Linked DNA regions of Homo sapiens: region 2 is linked to region 1. The links are chromatin contacts, found by Hi-C in ENCODE. All regions are on one chromosome and are shown on one strand. Each heading gives the region's core, a stretch centred on a gene start or an enhancer-like site at or near the end of the contact. The rest is flanking DNA. Distances are from core to core; before and after follow the strand shown.

Region 1 (6,922 bases), core at 3,109-5,608:
CTGTTTCAAGAACCTTTACTCGCCAAGCAGGCCATGAATTGTGTTGGGACTGATCAGACACTCCTGCTGGCAGACAACCAAAGGCACTGTGACTGATGATACAACTTGTCAATCAACTGGACATCATTTATACACTGAAAACTTTGGACATAGAGGTATTCTTTTCTAACAATTTGTGAACATTCACGATTCAAACATGTAACACCTATCAATTGCAACTACATGTTTACCCAACGGTGCATTCAACGAATCAGCTCAAAGGCCTCTCACAAAATCATCTCAATTCTTTTCCTCTTTACTGCAAGTTTTGCCCAAACTTTACTAGGTACTTTTTTTTTTTTTTTTTTTTTTACAGGAACACACCAAATAGTTTTAACACAGGCACTTCAGGAGTTACAATGTAGCTGCCAGGAGCAGCTCAACATTTTATCTCCTTGGCTGGAAGCTCATGGAATACAAGGGGGAGGGGGCATGCAAGAGGCCAGGGTCAGCTGGAGCAGTAGGGAAAGAGAGATCAGTAGAGAGGCACCAGCAAGCACGGTTTTGTACTTACTTTCAGTTTTACATGGCCCTTCATTCGGTCTCAGCAAATGAAATTACAATAATAATAAGGCTGGCCTCAATAAATGAACTTATGATAACAAGGCACCGATCTGGAGGCTGGTTTCAATCCTACCTCTGGCTGCTTAACCCTCCAAAAATTTACCAATACATGGCAAGTGCTATTGGATCCCAGAAAATCTATCTTCTCCCCTAACCCGGCCCATCCAGCCAATGAACAGGTAGCACAATGAAAGAACCCTTACTCCTCTCTCCCTGCCCACCACTTAGGTGAGAAGTGTGCTATCAGATGCTGGAGTGTCTTCATTCCCTAACCTGGCCACACAAGCCCATGTGCTACCAGATCACAAGGAGTTTTCTCTCTCCTAACTTGGCTCGTGCTATCCCTTCGTGGGAGGACCCCATCTCTACCTTCCCCCTGCTCTCGTTATCTCATCAGAATCTAGGAGGCAATGAGAAACTATTCCATGACAGCCTCCCAGGAGAGATAAGATGGCAAATGGGAGATGGCTTTGAGGTAGTGCTTCACAAGCCTCTCATCCTTTTCTGTTTCATAGCATCATAAGGCTCCCATCCTCCCCTGTTCCAGAAGGATGGCCTATAGGTGGCTACATGAAAGATTGCCAAGGGTGGAGCTACTGTCCTACATAAATCCTAGAGGTATCTAAAAGTATTCCTGCCTAAAGGTAAGGTCATCACCTTTTGTCACAAGCCTATTCTTCCTTTGTTACAAACACACACAAGGTTAGCATTGAATAGACCACAAATTTGAAATTTAAGTAATTTTCTTATCCCTCCCTCTCCTTTACCCTATGCATCCCTAGACGTTCTCATATCCTATTTACTCTATTTCCATTGTCAGTCTCTTACAGAGTTTATTTCCTCTCATCTGGATTATTGCAATAACCTCCTGTCATATAAATCCGTATCTCTCTCCTTCAATTGTATACACTGCTGCAAGACTGACTTTCCTGAAGCACAGCTCTGATCATGACATTCCCCTGCTCAGAAAACTTCAGGCTAAAAAGCCAGATATTGGAGCCTCCCAATCACATCCTGATCCCAGATGACCTTTTTAACCTCATCCTTACTTAGTATCTGGCGTAAAAAGGCCTGTGTTTGAGTCCTGGATCTGCTACTTAGTATATATGTAACCTTGGAAAAGTCAACTAAATTTTCTGAACCTCTTTTTCTTCATCTGCAGGATGAAAATAAATGTTTACCTCAAATGGTAATGTTAAAAAGTTATTTGTGAAAGCTGCTTGTAAACTTTTTAAGTACCTATCGTTTTTACTATTTGTGAACCCCATGCTCTAATTAAACTCCACTCAATATTCTTCATGCCTTTGTTCAAGCAGTTGTTCCTTTTGCCTGGAATTCCTCCCCGCCCATATCCACATGTCCCAATCCTTCAAATCTCAGCTTAAATGTCACCTCCTCCACAAAGCCTTTCCTAACCTTCCTCTTCCTGATAAACTGGAAGCCATTCCTCCTTCCTCTGAACTCCCACAGCACTTGTTTTTATCTTTGTTTATATATCGATTTCCATTTTGTTGTTAGACAAAGCATAAACCTTCTGTACATGTTTTATCTCCCCTACTAGAAGAGTGAATCTGTGTTGTATTCATTTTTGTGCCTACCACAGTGGCCTTGCGCACAGTGGGTGCTCAATAAATATTTACCAAATGAATGATTCACTAGAAAATTAATGCTTAAGTGGAGAAAATGATTGAAGGAAAACCTAAAATGAAAGCTTTGGATTGCCAGTTAACACTTTGCTCTCTCTTTTCCCTATTATTAATATTTTCACAAATAGTTGTTATTTGGTCTTAAAATCTATGTTTGTATACATGTATGCATGCATGTGTGTGCATAATACATACACATACTCGCGCTCATACTGGACGTCTTAGATCCGGCTTAGGTTCTTTAAGGTAATGCTTATGGCCAAAATCACAAATATCCAAAATTACAAATTGGAAACTCATTAAATCACCTGGAAAGTACAGTAAGCACAGCACAGGTATATCACGTTCTGCACCGTGCCAACCATGAGAGAACAATACATTTCGCTTTCCCATCCCCCACTATGTAAATCACTACTTTTTGCTCCCTTGTAGTCTTTCTTGTAAATTACATACTTAACTTGGATTGTATTCCATTCTGCAGAGGTTCAGTGCACAGCCCCAAGGCACAGTACCAAACCTCAAAGATACAGTCCCTCTGCTCTAGGGTTCCAAACGTATCAATTCCACTTTTTGCCTTTCACCTTCTAATTAAATTACACATATTGTAAAGCATTCCGTGTTATGGTTAATCATCAAAGGTCTCTATCATTCTTATCACCCTTCCAAGTAAGTCCCCTGCTACCCATTGACTTCTTACCCAAGATAACTCTCATGGCATGGCCACAGCGACTGCTTAAGTAGAGACCGGGGTTCATTTGGGGAGCTTTGAAAACATTTTCAAGAGTTTGTTCTGTGCAACCTTGCCCATAAACACTTCTTCCTTCTTTCGATTTTCAAAGCATGTATAATGCGCCCTGTATGCTGCTGCGTTTTGTGCAGGACTGCGTTTCTTCTTTGCTTTCCACACAGTAGCACACTACTGCAAAAACTGGTGTAATTGGCTTGAAGGGATCAACTGAAAACACTTTAAAAGCAAACACCGGTGGAGCGAGAGGTTAAGTCCTCAATATTCATTCCAGCGGTGTGAGGGCGCTCGTGGACCACGGACCCAGCCCTCCGCAGTAGCAGGGAGCCAAATGCACTCGTGTCATCTCTTAAGAGATGTCCCATCATTCCTAACTTTTCTTGTCTCAAAAGTTAAGGAACTCCGCTTTCCAGACCTTTCCCCAGGACCCGCCTCGGTCCTCTACGCCCCTTTGCTAGCTAGGCATCCTCCGTCGGTCGCCAGCCCCTGCGGACCCAGCTGCCTCAGGGCCCGAGGTTTTTATGCATCTCCTTTTGATTACTAACTAAGCTATCCTAAAGTGCCCGAACGTCACGAGCGCGAGAGAAAAACCACACTGGTGTCTTTAACGCTTCAGACACACCTCGTTTCCTCCGTTTTATGAGCGGAACCTAGTTCCTGGCGAGAGAGCCATCCCCCTCCTCCGCCTGCGGAGCCGGGGCCGGTTCCGAGGCCCCCACCCCAGCCCCGGCCCGCCCCGCGCGGCTCTGCGCATTCCTCTCGCGTCCGCGGCACCACGCTGGCACCACTGCCTCGGGCGAACACGGCCGGGCCCGCCCTCGCCACTCACCTAGCAGCTCCGCGATGGCACTGAAGGGTCGCGTGTGGCTGCTGGAGTTGCTCTGGAGGTAGCGGGGGCTCATCTGGGGGCGAGAGAAGGTCCCGACCCGCGTGAGGCCTCGGCCCGCCGGGCCCTCCCCGCGCGCCCCCCGCAGCCCAGGGGCCCGCGCGCGCGTCCGCCCCCTCGGGCCCCGGACCTACCGTGCTCAGGCGGATCCCGAAGGCCTGCGGGCCGCCGCCGGGCCGGGCCAGCCCGCAGCCCGGCGCGCCAGGGCCGGCGGGGGCCCCTCGGTACAGGAGCATTTTTTTGGCCGCCACGGTACCCGTCTGCTGCCGCCGGACCCCTGGCCCGGCGGTCCGGGACTAGCCCTCGCTCACTTCCACTCGCAGCTGGCGGCGACCGTCCGGGACCGGCCCTCCCTCGCTCCCACTCGCAGCTGGCGGAGGCGGAGCGCGCTCCAGCCACCTGTCCCGGGCGGGAGGGGTGAGGCCGGCTGAGGCAAGCGGCGGCTCCGCCCTGTCAGCACCTCTACCGACCCGGCGACTGCCCGGGCTGCCTCTGGGCCGTACAGAAATATGGCGACCTCCTGACAGCCGCTCCTTGATCCCCGCCCCTAATTAATTATTGGCGTATGCCATAGGCCAGGCCGCCGAGCGGGAAAGCGCGGGGGGCGGGGGTGGCGCGTGGGGAGGGGCGTGAATGAAGCAAGAGGAGGGAGAGCATGTATGGGATTTCTGGAACCTAGTCCCGCTTAGGCTGCATGACTAACAGGCAAGATAAGACAAGTCTTTCAAGTTCTAAAGACTACAGTGTTGCTATCTGGGAAGATAGCAAGCTCGCCTGATGGGAAAACATTCTACCTACTCTGCCTCAAATGCCTCCAGAAGCACCCAGAACTTTCTGGAAGGCAATTAGCAAACTATCTCCAAAGTCTTGCTAGCATGCAGGGACGGTGTTTCTAAAAGGAGAAATTGGATTCACTTAAATACCGCCAAGTAGGGGATTGGTCGAGTTATGAAGTATGCATAAAATGAAATACCATCCAGTTCTTGAAGGCCATGTTTGTAGATAAGTATGTGTTGATGTAGAAAAATATTCATGAAGGAATGAAGAAAACAAGGAGTTACAACATATTGTGGAACGCATGATGCCTTTTCTATTGGAAAAACAAATATATATGTATACATATATACATATATATATATGCATGCATACACACATATACACATACATACATACATATATATATACACACACACACACACAACGAAAACCACTTGATATACACCAAGATGATATCTCTGGGTCTGGAACTAGACACTTTTTCCTTTTTTCTTACCTGTGTTTTCTAATATACTATAAATATACACTGATAATAGAAAAACAGATTCATTAAAAACATATGTAATGTTCTATGGCATGAATGAACTATAATTTATTTGACCATTCCTTTATGGTAATTTAGGTTGTCCTCTTTTTTTAATTTTGACAATACAAAAAATGCTCCTTCACACACTCGTGTACAGGTCATTAATTTCTGATACTGTTATCTCCACAGAATGAATTCCAAAAGATGAGACTGCTGCATCTAATAGCATGTGCATGGTTTAATCTTAATAAATACTGTAAGATAGGCAATTTGCCCTCCCAGCAACAATCAGTGCTCTTTTGTCATGTTCATAGCACTAGATGGTCCCAATCTTTTAACTTTTTGATAGTCTTTTCAATAAAAAATAGTATCTCCTTATTGTTTTAATTTGCATTTTCCTGACTACCAGTAAGGCTGAATATCTTTTCAAATGTTTAGTATACATTTGCATCTCCTCTTCTACAAATGCCTGTTTATGTCCTTTGAGCATCATTTTTTACCCCCATTGGGTGCTTTACATTTGTCTGTTTTTTAGTTATCTTTTCTTCAATTTTTTAAAATACACAAAAGTACAGAAAACAATATAATGAATCCCATGTACTTATTACTCAGATGCAGTAATTATCAAGACTGCCACACCTGCTGCAATGGACTGAACATTTGTGCCCCGCCAAAATTTGTATGTTGAAATCCTAACTCCCAATATGATGGTATTAGGTATTGGGATTAGGAGTTGGGGCCTTTGCCAAGTAATTAGGTCATAAGGGTGGAACCCTCATGATGGGATTAGTGCCTCATAAAAAGGACCCCAGAAAGCTCTCTCATCCTCTTTCTTCCATGAGGACTCAAGAAAGGGTCTGAATTCTGCAACCCAGAAGAGAGACCGTACCAGAACCTGATCATCTGCTGTTAATACGCAACCTAGTCTATGGTACTTTGTTAACAGCAGCCAGATCTGACTAAGGCACTTGTTTTCTATATCCCTTTTCTTCTTTTTCTTTTTCTTTTCTTTTTTTTTTTTTTCCATTTCTGTAAGCTGTGAGCATTTCAGGGCAAATCTCAAACATCATGCCATTTTATTTTACATACTTCAGTGTTCTTTAGAAACATGGACATTTTCTAACAAACATAACCACCATGCCACTTTTATACCAAACAAAATTTATACTAATTCTTTGTTGTCTTCTAATACCCAGACTTTTTTTTTTTTTTTTTTTTTTTTGAGACAGGGCCTTGCTGTGTCACCCAGGCTTTAGTGCAGTGGTACGATCTTGGCTCACTGCAGCCTTGACCTCCTGGGACCAAGCAATCCTCCCAACTCAGCTTCCTGAGTAGCTGGGGCTACAGGCACATGCCATCACACCCAGGTCATTTTTTTACTTTTTATATTTTCTAGAGACGAGGTTTTGCCACGTTGCCCAGGCTGGTCTCAAGCTCCTGGGCTCATGCAATCTACCTGATTTGGCCTCCCAAAGTGCTGGGATTACAGGCGCAAGCCACTTTGCTTGGCCCAGTCCATATTCAGATTTCCCCCAATTGTCTCGGAAATGTCTGCTTACAGTTGGTTTGTTTAAATCTAGACTCCAAGTGCACACATTGCACGTGGTTATGTGTCTTAAATCCATTTCAATCTAAAAGTCTCCCCTCTCTTTTTTTTTTATTCATGTTATTGATTTTTTTTTTTTTTTTTTTTGTAGAGATGGGTTCTCCCCATGTTGCCCAGGCTGCTCTTGGACTCC
Region 2 (6,922 bases), core at 2,072-4,571, 480 kb after region 1:
ACTAGGGCCCTCCAGATATTCTTGCCTGGAGTATAAAGGTGCCATCCATCTCAGTGCTGGCAGGGCCTGAGAGTGAGTTCAGCACCAACAAACAGAGTCATTAGGTTGGAGTCCAGCTCCCCAACCACATGATGAACTGTAATTTGTAGGGATCCCTTTGTCCCCAATGTTGCTTTGCTAGACCTGCCCACCAGGGACTCATCCTTCCTCAGCAGATAGGCTTTTGACCCTCCTAGTGCACAAGGAAGAGGGACAGGGACTTAATTTACATTTTCCCTTGGCCAGCATTTGCCTGGTGTCTACATTAATCACCATAAAGGATAAATGCCACAAAGAAAATGAAGAGAGAGGGAGAGAGAGAGCAAGAGAGAGGGAGAGCTAGCGCTTGGGCAAGCAGCGGGGCCTAATGGAAGGAAAGAAGCTGGTCTGGAGAAGAGCTGGTCAGAATGAATCCTTGGTGAGCCCTCACCTCAACTTCTGAATCTGTAGGACTTCACCCTTCTTGAAAATTAGATCTCTTTCTAAGTCATGTTTGAGAACCATGTTCCAAAATAATTGAGGCTGGGTCTAAAAGAAATCAGGCTGTAAGCAAGGGTTAATGCAGTGTAGTTATAACACATGAATGTAGGTGGGAGATTGGATAGACTAGGATAGGCTAGAATGTTAGAGATTATTTACTAGTTCAATTTCCTTCCTAATTTTGCACATAAGTAAACCGAGACTCAGTGAGGGGAAGGGACTTAACCAAGGCTACCCAGCTAATTAGTCCAGGTAGAGCCCCCAAGTCCCAGTCCAGTCCTTTTTTATAAATCATGAGATACATTGTGCTGGCAAGCAAAACCCCCGTGAGCTGAGAGGTTTTTTTGTTTGTTTGTTTTGTTTTTTTCTCTCAAACATCTTTGCAAGGCGGCACTGACTGAAACCCAGTCTTGGAAAAGGCTTTCCCCTCCTCCCCCCGGTCTTCCCACAGCAAGGTGGCCATGCTCTGGAGTCAGGCCAAGCTCCAGTAGGTCCTCACTCTCTCTCCAGCCTGCTCCCCCTCCTTCTCCTTTGTCAGCAGAGGCTTACTGGAAAGGCCATTCCAAAATGTAGATAATGTCAGTGAAGTGCTTGCTAGTAGGTAGCTGCTGGCTGAATAAAGGCTTGACCATCTCCCTTGGTCTCAGTCTGAAGCTCCTGATCTCAGTCTGTTACACCTGGCCCAACTCTTCTTACTTTTGACTTGGAGCCCAAGGGTCACCAGATTCTGCCTTGGGGCCCATGTTTTTCTTCACCCCAGCCTCCAGGGCCACATGATCCTCTGTTGGGTTGCTGGAGGGGAGGACTAAGGAGCAAACCTTGGGGCAGGAGGAATAGGGGCTCTTCAGAGTCACAAGACCCCAGAACAGGAAGGAACTTACTCCATATCCAATGTATATATAGGGAAATGGAGGATCACTATCACAATAATGTAGCTTAATTTTCATTTTAGAGCAGACTATGAGAGAGCAGAGTCACCAAAGAGTTTGCTTGAGTAGGAGTATCAACACTATTGAGCAGGGCAGTTAAGTGGCAGCTCTTGAAGAGGTAAGTGCAAGAGAGGTTGAAGGATGCAAAAGGCATGCATGATTTTCACAATAGAATAAAACACAGTAAAAACAGAAAGTTGCAAAGTTGTTGATGGGCAGAAGGAACAGGGCAGTTCTCAAAAAAACTCCCTCAAAAAGAAAAAGGCATCACTACCTCAACCCACTGGTCTGATGTCCCAGTCAGGCTCACCATTGTCTCCGTCTATAGACCCAGCTGTTTCCATGCTTTGGAACGAATGAGTATGGGATGCGAGCAAGGCATTGGCAGCTCAGTCTCTCTCAGCCTCAGTATGGAGTAGGAGGGGAGTTATTTGCTGCAGATAGGGCTACCATATATAGTTGTGCAGGCTGTGAACTGCATAAAGGTACTCAGCCAAGAGGGTTAAGTAGGAATGGAAATCCAGCCCATGTTCTGCTCCCCAAACCATGTTCCCTGGTGCAAGACTAAGTGGACCTGGATGAAGGGATACATTTTTCATCTGATAAAGCTATAGTGTTTGTGGGGCTGCATTCACCCAGAAGGAGTAACTTTTTCTGAGCTTTTTACACAAAGGCACTGAGTAGACTACTGCCATCAGCCAGTGCCCTATGGCAACCCATCCCTAGGCTCCTAACTTCCCCCACTGAGGCTCTTCCAGTGTACCCTGGACCCAGGCTGAGACCTTTTGTTCTTGGCAGCCACTTTCTGAGCACAAAAGCAGAAAATCCAGTGAGGCAGGTCTCTTGGGGTCTGGGGCTCACCCTCATGATGGCTCCCAGAATTCTGGGCTTTCTCAGCCCTGGATTTTCTGCCCTTGTGCTCTACCCACCTGTTTGGCTCAGCCACCACATCTTGGATGCTCGTTTTCTTCCTGGCAGAATGGTGCCAACTGTCTGTCTGCATCGTGACTCTGACTGCTGTGTCCCCTGTTTTCTGTGCTCTGCCCTCCCAGCTGCCCCTCTGTAATCAGCTGTCACAGCCAGAACACATCCTGGGTCTGTAGGGCCTAATGCGGGCGTGGGGTAGGGGTGGGGTTCGCTGAGCTCCCTCTCTTGCTCTCTGCCTGCCTATCTGGATGGAGGCCTCCTGTTGGTGCTTTTCACTGCAAAAGAACATATACACTGGGTGTGCAAGGGGGGTGACAGTGGCCAGGGGCTCTCAGCTGGAGAGCTTTGTTATGTCCACATAGTGCCCTATCAAGACCCCACCAGACACTCACTCACCCTCCCTGGGCTGCAGGGGAGGGGCTGTGGCAGGGCCAGGAACTGGCTGTAGAAACCCCCATGGGGTGGTGGGGGTGGGGAGTCAGGTGGGTCCTTGAGATCAGAGTAGCTCCTTCTGGCTACGCTCGAAGCCCACTGCCCCCACTTTCCTATAGCACAGGCCCAAAGCTTCCAAATGAGTTCACTGGGCCCTCCCAGGGGCTTGCGGATTATGGTGCCAGATGGGCCCAAGGCAAACTGCCCAACCCAGTGCTGCTGGGGAAGAAAGGGGCCTCCGGTCAGAACCAGCACTGGGCCAGGCAGCAGGGAGGTAACAGGGAGGGAGCTGGATTCCCTAACCCTCTTCTCTCTGAAAGGCTAGCGTCTTCTCAGCTGAGCTCCATCAAGTGAGGACTAGCAAAAGCCCTTGAATTAAGAAGAATGTGAATGGAACAGCTAAGCATTCTCCCTCTCTGCCTCCTCCCTCCTCCCCAAATCCCAGAAAGGGAGAGAGCAAGACAGTAGAAGAAGGGGCGGGGAAAGAAAGCAGAGGGCCTGCCATCAATCTCCTGCCCTGACAAGCTGCGTCATCGCTGGCTCCAGCTGGCTCCCCTGGGGCTAGGGGGAGGGGAGCCTGGTGTGGGTCTTAACTAGGAGGAGCAGGGGAAAAGAGAGATGAGAAGTAGTCCAGGTACTGGGTCTTAGAGCCAGGGCAGAAGGCTGAGGTGCCTATCCATGGATCGCCAAAAATAGAAAAGTCCAGTAACCTGGGGTCCTTTAGGGAGGGTACAGACCAGGGCAGGTCCAACTGGGAATAGATACTGGTCAGGCAGCCATGCTTTGTAGAGTCCAGCAATAGTCTCTGCTGCCTCTGAAGAATAGAAGCTGCTCGTTTTCCCCGTGCCTGCTTCAGCATCACCCTTCACCTCCAGGACTACTGACAGTTCAGTCAACCTCCCAGAGGTGGGTGTCAATCCCAAAGAATATGATTGGCTAATTGGGAAAGCCAAAGATCTGGTTGTGGCAAGATGCGAGACTTATGAAGGGAAGGGAACCCCAGATTCTGTTTGTTCTGTATCAGAAATGTCTGTTTCCTGGTTCTTCTGAACTCTCTTGGAAAGAACCGCATACCCTGAAAGAATGTTCCAATTTAGTCACGCCAGTGGGCTAGGCCAACCAAGTAACTTGGTAAGGGGGAAGGAAAGGGGAAGGCACACGAATGAAGTGAGCTTCTTGTGCATGGAGCTTGGGTTCCTCTGCTGGTGAGACAGTTCCTCAGGAAACTGATTTAGGACTGGGCGAGTCTTTGCAGGGACTGCAAAGACTGCAGGACTGTGCCTGTCAGGATTTTCTTTTCGGGAGAAGGGGTGGCTCTGGGGAAAAGATTGAGGCCAAGGAAAGAGTTCCCAAACAAGCATGTCCCAGCTACTGAGAAGGATCCTGGACCAAATTATGTTTCAGTTCTATTCAGATGTAGCAACAGTTTCAATTTTATTCAACCACGTTAGAAAATATGCAGGTTTCTTCCTGGGTTTAATTGGCTTCCTAGGTTTTAAAAAGCACCTCAGTGCTGTGTTCAATAAGATAGGTATCTGTGAAGTTCTAAAACGGTGTAACAAATTAACAGGTTTCATTCTGACTTAGAGCCTCATCTGATCAATTTTAGCTCCTGCCCCTGAGTAAATTATCTTGAGAAAGGGGAGCTGTGACCACCTGGTCCCTGCCAGTACCCTCTGAGGCCTCATTTTATCTCATCCCCTTAAGCCAGGCCATTACCCCAGTGCTGAGGGCAGGAGTGGAAGGAAGCAGGGATATAGGGAAAAGAGAACTGGTCCTTTTTGCTTGGTCCCATCCCACTTAATAGCTTTCCCACTGAAGAGCATTCATTTGTCACCTTTAGTTCCAGGGGGTAAGGCAGGATGATCCATCCCTCAGGCACCAGCCTATAAAAACCAGGGAATTGGCACCTGCAATCGGCCATTCTCTGCCTTTGTCTTCTCTGGCCGCGACTAAACTGCTGCTAAAATGCTGACTCCTGCCTTGTCCATGACGGAGTGAGCTTTTAACTGGTAGCTTGGCCTATCAAGCTTACTTTATTCAAGCTGCATAAAATGCTGGAAAAGTAAAGAGCTAGGAGGGACTGTGGAGGATTGGGGAGGAAGACACGGTTGGATGTGAAAAGAGCCCTGGAGGCCTGGGACACGCCTGACCCTTTCCTGGGTGCCATCTCCAGTGATCCCAGAAGAATGGGCTCAACTGTTCCAGATATTTCTCAGACTTACATCTTCAGTAATCAGCTTCATGGTTATCTACCCACATGGTGTGCTTTGAGGATCTCCACAGGTCCCTTCTGACCACAAAATATTTTCTCCATGCTTTGCCAAGATCCCTGAAAATTATTGCGTTGGGTCAAGGCATTGTCCTCCAAAGACCTTTGTTAAAATGTACATTTTTTAATTTACATCCATATTTTTTCTGAAGGTTTTATATTTTAGCTGTTATATTTAGGTCTTTGGTCCATTTTGGATTGAGCTTTGTATATGGGATAAAGGAAGGGTCCAACTTTTTCTTTGCACGTGGATATCCAGTTGTCCCAGTACCATTTGTTGAAGAGATTATTCTTTTGCCATTGAAAGTTCCTGCCACACTTGTCAAAGAATCGATTGACTGTAGATAAATGGGTTTATTTGTAGATGCTCATTCTTGCATATGTCCATTCTTATGCCTGTACCACAGTGTTTTTATTAGTGCAACTTTGTAGTAAGTTTTGAAATCTCTATTCCTTAAGAGGATGTGGTCATCTTGTGTTTTGACAGAGATTTCCTTGAATACCAAGAGCTCAAAAAAGAAATAAGTAAAAACTCTCAGTCTTTGAAAAAAAAAAGTACATTTTTGTTTTGTCTAAGGAAAGTTTTCATATAGCAGATTCACTGGGTTTTACCTGTCAAAGAGTAGGCTCACTGAGAAATGGGATCTAGGGCCGGGCATTGTGGCTCACACCTGTAATCCCAGCACTTTGGGAGGCTGAGGTGGGCGGATCACCTGAGGTCAGGAGTTCGAGACCAGCCTAGCCAACATAGTGAAACCCCATCTCTACTAAAAATACAAAAAAAAAAAAAAATAACTGAGCGTGGTGGCGGGCGCCTGTAATCCCAGTTTCTTGGGAGGCTGAGGCAGGAGAATTGCTTGAACCCTGGAGGTGGAGGTTACAGTGAGCTGAGATCGCACCGCTGCACTCCAGCCTGGGCAACAGAGCAAGACTCCATCTCAAAAAAATTTTTAAAAAATGAAAAAATAATTATCAAAAAGAAATGGGATCCAGGGAAAATAATGCTTGGTAAGAATGAAAGATAAGAGATGTTTGCAATGCAACATGGTGAGGCATAATGGGTTGAGTTGGAAGTCATAATTGCTTGGGTTGGGAGGCATTATGGACAGCCAAGAGGGAAGTCAGAGGTGAATGGCATCAGTTATGCCTGTAGTCTGGATATTCTCATGGTCTCCCCTGCCCTTCACATTGAGATAAGTTTCCTTCAAAATCCATGCTTTCCTAGATCTCTGCATTCCCAGGGAGGGCTTCCATTCTCCTTGCCCCCAACCCCACCACAGGCTTATTTATGGTTCTCTGAAAAGAAAGAGTTCCACGGAGACCAGAGTTTCTAAACTTCCACTTGAATATTGATGCCAGGCCCCATCCCACACCAGTTACACCAGAATCTCTGTGGGGACTCCCTGGGGGCATCCCCAGGTTTTAAATGCTTCCTGAGGTGATTCTAATGTGTAGCCAGAGTTAAGAAGTGCCGGTTGTCCATTTGTTTGTATCTTTTCATGTCACCCAAAACGTGGAGCTTCACTCTCTTCCTTAATCTCACCCGAATAACCATTCACCCAAGGAAATGTGTGTAGAAGGCTTAGGAGTGACAAAAGGATTTTCCTCGCAGCAGCACAAACAACTGAACATTTAAAGTTAGCAATCCTGGGCTGAAGAAGTCCCTTGGTCATTTTCTCAGTCAGGCTCTAGGCTCACACCCAGTGCCTCATTTCCCCTTTCTCCTCCTTCTCCTCCTCTCCTCTCTGCTCTCTCTGCAATCTCTGAGTCCTGTTTAATGTTACCACACAGCGTTAAGCTCTTTCCTCCGTTGCCTTGGCTCCTGCCTACCCATGCTGTCAAG

What was found. A loop is a pair of places that touch in the nucleus more often than their neighbours do. Pooled maps may share reads with other maps.
Region 2: a loop to region 1 is called in a pooled map, with 6 times the contacts of the local background. The contact joins the enhancer-like site here to the promoter of MORC4 in region 1. A Hi-C loop is called at or near these places in 6 of 50 pooled maps.

The regions. Positions count from the first base shown.
Region 1 is chrX:106,995,854-107,002,775 of GRCh38, forward strand. It overlaps MORC4 (MORC family CW-type zinc finger 4), which reads right to left and starts at 4,359. Exons shown (of 17, transcript NM_024657.5): 1 at 4,015-4,359; 2 at 3,824-3,896. The coding sequence starts at 4,116. RefSeq lists silencers at 4,124-4,333, 4,344-4,423.
Region 2 is chrX:107,481,235-107,488,156 of GRCh38, forward strand. All of the region lies in intron 1 of FRMPD3 (FERM and PDZ domain containing 3), which reads left to right. Among named protein-coding and RNA genes, the nearest start is that of FRMPD3, 35 kb to the left of the region's middle. RefSeq lists an enhancer at 2,841-3,399. Within about 2 kb of position 3,322, at least 2 of the 41 ENCODE cell types and tissues checked have a DNase peak (open chromatin) inside an H3K27ac peak, as active enhancers do.